2 separate regions of the Homo sapiens genome follow, and region 2 is linked to region 1. A link is a contact called in ENCODE Hi-C or POLR2A ChIA-PET data. All regions are on one chromosome and are shown on one strand. Each heading gives the region's core, a stretch centred on a gene start or an enhancer-like site at or near the end of the contact. The rest is flanking DNA. Distances are from core to core; before and after follow the strand shown. Region 1 holds the start of BCO1 (beta-carotene oxygenase 1). Region 2 overlaps BCO1 (beta-carotene oxygenase 1).

The links. Hi-C counts contacts between places; a loop is a spot of excess contacts on that map. ChIA-PET counts read pairs that join two places held with the same protein, here RNA polymerase II (POLR2A). Pooled maps may share reads with other maps.
Region 2: a loop to region 1 is called in a pooled map, with 2.2 times the contacts of the local background. The contact joins the enhancer-like site here to the promoter of BCO1 in region 1. A Hi-C loop is called at or near these places in 3 of 168 maps with a recorded cell type or tissue (cardiac septum, heart left ventricle and sigmoid colon) and 9 of 50 pooled maps. POLR2A ChIA-PET finds 5 or more read pairs at or near these places in 7 of 52 experiments (A673, BJ, Caco-2 and 4 more).

The regions. Positions count from the first base shown.
Region 1 is chr16:81,237,298-81,240,309 of GRCh38, reverse strand. BCO1 (beta-carotene oxygenase 1) reads right to left here and starts at 1,621. Exons shown (of 11, transcript NM_017429.3): 1 at 1,338-1,621. The coding sequence starts at 1,401.
Region 2 is chr16:81,276,250-81,279,261 of GRCh38, reverse strand. All of the region lies in intron 7 of BCO1 (beta-carotene oxygenase 1), which reads right to left. Among named protein-coding and RNA genes, the nearest start is that of GAN, 37 kb to the left of the region's middle. Within about 2 kb of position 1,426, at least 7 of the 41 ENCODE cell types and tissues checked have a DNase peak (open chromatin) inside an H3K27ac peak, as active enhancers do; they include PC-3 and PC-9, where a contact is called at or near this core.

The DNA.
Region 1 (3,012 bases), core at 372-2,871:
AATCTATCAATTGATCTACCTATGTTTTAAAAAGTTAAAGGAAATAGACCCAAATATTAATAGTGGTTAAGAGATTTCAAAATACAGCTGATTTTATTTCCTTCCATGTTCTCATTTGCACTCCTAATTAATTTATATATAATTTAATATACATACAGCTATATATATATACAGATTGATAGCTATAGATTGTGCCTTACCTTTGTAACCAGGAAAATATATACATAAAAGCTATTTTTTTTTTGTTTCAAAAGACTCCCAAGGCAATTGCTCAGTTGAAAAGCTTCAATCTGATGTTCTCACGAAAATCACTCACAGTTGTCCTCTCCTTATGAACAATTCCAGTCCATCTAGCAGATGAAAATGCCTGCAGGCCTGAGCTGACTCAGCTGTTCTTAAAACTGAGCGAGCACCACTCTGGGGACCCGGGAGTCCAGAACCAGGAACTGCCCTTTAGAGTCGAAATGGTACCAGGAAAGTGGCAACTCAAAAGAGGAGGAAAAAGAGATATAAAAGATTAAGCGAAACACAGAGCCTCTAAAGGATAGAAGGTCCTACTCCTATAGGCTCTGCAGGAGCTCACACCTGTGAGTTCCTGAGAGAAAATCACATCAGACTCTGCAATCCCCTGCAAGTGTGCGTGGTGGATGTGCATGCGTGGGAGCTCATGCACGCCCCTCTAAGCATTTTGAAACTAATTTAGAATGCATACATTTGCACAAATACATCATGCATCTGAGACAGGCAGCAGTTTGCAGATTAATCCCATTGTCTATGTACCCACTGGGGCATTCCAATGCTTTTTTCCTGGGAACAGTGAGACTGACTCTCCTCCCTTTGCAAACGGAGTTATAATGTGTAAAAGAATACCTAGATTTTCACAGAAAATGTGTCCCCTCTCTGTACTGTTTTCCAGACTTTCCAAAAGTAATTTACAATTAGTATTACTTATATCATCAGGAAAAAATAGTGTCCATCTAAACACAAGGAAGAAGCCAGGTGCAGTGGCTCACCCCTGTAATCCTAGCACTTTCGGAGGCCGAGGTGGGTGGATCACTTGAGGCTAGGAGTTCGAGACCAGCCTGGCCAACATGCTGAAACCCCGTCTCTACTAAAAACACACAGATTAGCCGGGCTTGGTGGTGGGTGCCTGTAATCTCAGCTACTCGGGAGGCTGTGGTGGGAGGATCGTTTGAACCCAGGAGGCAGAGGTTGCAGTGGGCCGAGATCAAGCCACTGGACTCCAGCCCGGGCGACAGAGCGAGACTCCGCCTCAAAAAAAAAAAAAATAATAAAATAAATAGAAGAAAGAGCCCAGTGTTTATCAGAATGCTCACCTGTCACTTTGGCCCTCACAGGCTCCAGCTGTTCTTTCCTATTCCTGCCAAATATTATATCCATTGCTCAGGGTGCCGAGGGAGATCGATTTTAACAGCAAACAGGTGCTCCTCTGTGTTCACAGGAGATGCTGCTCCCTCCTCCTGCGTTTCCTTCCTGCTCTCCTGCTCCTTCCCTCCTTCACATCTCTGTCTCTCCTGATGCCGTTTCTGCCTTTGCTTTTTCCTTTTTGGCTGGCTCTCACTTGTCCCTCTCCAAGAGCCCTGGATCTCTTTACATTCACAAGGGAAGCTGCGCTGGCGTTACTTATAAGATGTTTGGTTAAAGGTTAATTTCCAAGCCATGTGTCATAGCTAATCTTTAATCCTCTTATTGTTCCCTCAGCTTTCCCTCTCCAGTTTCACTTTTGACTTAACCAAAAAAAAAAAAAAGCTTGCTTCAGACTAGGTTCTAAATAAGCAGAGAGAATTCCGTGCCTGCTGTTATGTTGCCCGACGTAATCCAAGAGCTGGAGTTGTTTATGATCAGAACAAGAAGAGATGCTGGGAATCAGAGGTGCTGGGAATTAGGAGAAACTTGAGCTAAGCTCTGTGATCACTGAATGTCTGCTGCACAGCAGGGAACCCCTTCAGCAGAGACGGGAAAGGTTTTACATTTTGTTTTGTTTTTAGTAAAGGCCCCGATGCTCCCCTCTAATAATCATACATAAAGAGCCACTTAATTCATTATTTTCTTTTTGGAAGAAGGAGACATAAAATGTTTCATGTACCTATTTAAAAAATAACGAACGGGAACCAAAGGCTTTTCTCAGAAACTATAAAGAATAGTAAAAAAGACGGGCCAGGAGTGGTGGCTCATGCCTGTAATCCCAGAACTTTGGGAGGCCATGGTTGGCGGGTCACTTGAGGTCAGGAGTTCGAGACCAGCCTGGCCAACACGGCGAAATCCTGTCTCTACTAAAAATACAAAAATTATCCAGGCGTGGTGGAAGACGCCTGCAATCCCAGATGCTAAGGAGGCTGAGGCAGGAAAATCGCTTGAACCTGTGAGGCAGACATTGCAGTAAGCTGAGATGGCACCACTGCACTCCAGCCTCGGCCACAGAGTGAGACTCTGTCTCAAAAAATAAATAAGTAAACAGAATAGTTAAAAAGAAACTTCAACTTCCTGGCCTATCAAGAGGGCAAAACAATGCCTGAATTTGATCTGAGCTTCCCTATTATTCGTGTATCTTCGTGTGTTGCCATTGCCTGAAATTCGTATTCAACTTGCTATATGCACTGATTGAAGTTAATGAACTCATCTTAACGTATTTTGCTTAAAGAAAGAACCAGTCATTTGCTCTGTGGGTAGAGTAAGAAAAGGCAGTGGCACTGGCCTTTATGCAACCCAGCTGAGAATAATGATGGTCCGGTCTGGGCTGAGAGCACATGCCAGCACCTTGGGCCGTTCATTCCTGACAGCTGTGTGGTCTGGCTGTGCTTCCGCCCTGGCACACATTGGAATCACCTGATTGGCAGTACTAAATGTATCAGTGCTGGGCCTCACTCCAGACCCACTGACGCAGAATCTCTGAAGGTGGATCTCAGCCATCAGTTTTTTTTTTTTATGTTGGCCGGGTGTAGTGGCTCACACCTGTAATCCTAGCACTTTCGGAGGCCAAGGCGGGAGGAT
Region 2 (3,012 bases), core at 177-2,676, 39 kb before region 1:
TGTCGCCCAGGCTGGAGTACAGTAGTGTGATGACAGCTCACTGTAGCCTTAAACTCCCAGGCTCAAGTGATCCTTCCACCTCAGCCTCCTGAGTAGCTGGGGGACTACGGGCATGCGTCACCATCCTTGGTTAATTTTTGTATTTTTTGTAGAGACAGGGTCTCACTATGTTGCCCAGCTTGGTCTCGAACTCCTGGGCTCAAGTGATCCTCCTCTCTTGACCTCCCAAAGTGCTGGGATTACAAGCATGAGCCAGTACACCTGGCTCAAAATGGCTTTTATAATTAAAACCAACCTATTTTAGGGATAGCAGCATTTTTGTTGGAGAGCATGAAAAGTTTACTGCAACTTAGCAGCTGAACCGCAAGGGTCCTCGGAAATTTGTTTAATTCAGTCTCGATTTGTAGAAGTAACTGAGGCCTAGAGAAGGAAAGGGACTGGTCCAAAGTCACATGGAGAGAAGCAGACCCTGTGCCTGGGGCCTTTGCATTGATTCTTTGGCCCAGAAGCAAGAGCATTGCTGGTAGAGGGTGAAGGCAGTGCAAAGGCCCTGAGGCTGGTTCTTCCCCAAACCCTGAGGTCTCAGAAGAAACACCCCTTCCCTAACAACTCCATTGGAATCTGCAGTGTCTCCAAGGCACTGGCCCTGAGCTGTAATTATCTCCTTTATGAAGCTCTTTTCCTTATTTTAGCTTGTCTGCCGCATGAAGCCAGGGACCAGATTTTGCTCAGTGCCTGGCACCTAGTGCCCAGGAAGTAATCGCTGAATTAATGAGTGAATGCACAACTCAATAAGCTTTTCTTTGGGCTGTCAAGGGGCAAGACTTGTTTTGCACGGTGGCTGTAAGAATCAAATGAGAGGAAATGCAGAGACAAAGGAGCCCAGCACCTGGCACATCGGTGGCTTCTTAGAAACATTTAGCTGAGTGCGGGGGCTCATGCCTGTAATCCCAGCACTTTGGGAGGCCGAGGTGGGTGGATCATCTGAGGTCAGGAGTTCGAGACCAGCCTGGCTAACATGGTGAAACCCCATCTCTACTCAAAATGTAAAAATTAGCCCTGCGTGGTAGCACATGCCTGTAGTCCCAGCTGCTCAGGAGACTGAGGCAGGAGAATCGCTTGAACCTGGGAGGCGGAGGTTGCAATGAGCCGAGATCGCGTCACTGCACTCCAGCCTGGGCGACAGAGCGAGACTCTGTCTCAAAAAAAAATAAAATAAAATAAACAGAAACTTTCAATGCCTCCACCTCCATGGCTCTGCAAGCTGGTGGGAGGCCCTTCCTGGTACCTTGCTAAGCATGTGACAGCAAGAGACCTCTGGGCACATTCCAGCCTTGATTCTTAGGGAGTTGGTCTGCACAGACATCTTATAACTCCAGCCCCAAACTGGTCGGACTGGTTGAGGAATAAACTGTGAATTTTTCCACACACAGCAATAACAAACATGACTTGGCTGCTTTCAGTGGCCAGCATGCTCAGTTTTAGGAAGACATCACTTTCCAGCCAGAATCCAGCACCATCTTGCAAGCTTACATTGAAATCCCGACACTTAAGGGAACTCTCATAAGAAGCAGTCATCACTGTCATCCCCTAGAATGCTGCCTGCCATATGAAATTCAACGCTGTGGTTTTCCATGCAGATTCGAGCAGACCTCTTTTTCTCAGAGCTAGTTTCCTCCACTGTGTAAAATCGGGGTGGTGATTCATAACTTTTAGTGTGGTGCTGGGTATAAGTGAGGCGGTTTCCACCTGCATCTGAGCATTATGTTAGGATTAAATTAAATAATGGTTGAGAAAAATAGGCTGGTCCAGGGCCACACACATCGTGCAGGCAGACAGGCGTACATTCCAGTTCCAGCTCAAGTCCTGGGGATGATTCTAAAAAGTTGGGCAAGTTACTTTCTCATCTGTAGACGTGGGGGATCATAAATAACTTAGAACATTGTGATGAAGATTAGCAAAGCACTTCACAGCCCCTAAAATTCACAGGAGCCAGGAGGAGAGTACAAGTGGAGGCCCACCAACCTTCTGTCTAAATACACCAAGCAAATTAAGTCCAACACCATCTCTCTCCCTGCCTTGACACGCAGCCCTTCATGATGGCGTGGAACAGGCTGTCCCAAACGGCAATCGCTAGCCATATGTTGCGATTTAAATTTAATTTTATTTTATTTTACTTTTTTTTTTTTTTTTTTTGAGACCGAGTCTCACTCTGTCATCCAGGCGGAATACGGTGGCACGATCTCAGCTCACTGCAACCTCCGCCTCCCGGGTTCGAGCAGTTCCCCTGCCTCAGCTTCCTGAGTAGCTGAGGTTACAGGCATGAGCCACCATGCCTGGCTAAGTTTTGTATTTTTAGTAGAGATGGGGTTTCATCATGTTGGCCAAGCTGGTCTTGAACTCCTGACCTCAAGTGATCTGCCTGGCTTGGCCTCCCAAAGTGCTGGGTTTACACGCGTGAGCCACCATGCCTGGCCTTAAATTTAATTTTAAAATAAGCTTAAGTAAAATTAAAAATTCAATTCCTTAGCTGCACCAGCCACATTTCAAGTGTACAATAACAACTCGTAGTTAGTAGCTACTGTGTTGGACAGACAGAATGTTCCAGCAATGCACTGTGCTGGTCTGAAAGGATGACTGTGAATTGAGAACCCCAGGACTCCTTAGAGTTCTGAGCTGGAATAAGGCAGTCTCTGGCCCTTGGCTCCTTCCTGCCTCATCCCAGGCTCCATCCCTCACTGCGTGGATGCCCTAGCCAGCACAACCAAGGCAACAGCCAGCCCTGGCCACCTCATGGGCCTGTGGCAGGAACAGCAGAGTGGCAGTCTGCCCTTAGGAAGACGGGTATTGGAAGCAAGGCTGGGCCCTTCAGGAGCTTCTGGGATCCCAGGTGTCCAGCACATGGTTGGGGTGGGGGTGGAAGCACCCCTCTGGGTAGTCAGAATGCCTTGGCCCTGTGAACTCACCCTGTGGAGTACGGGTCCTGCTAGAGAAAGAAAGCCTGGACCACAG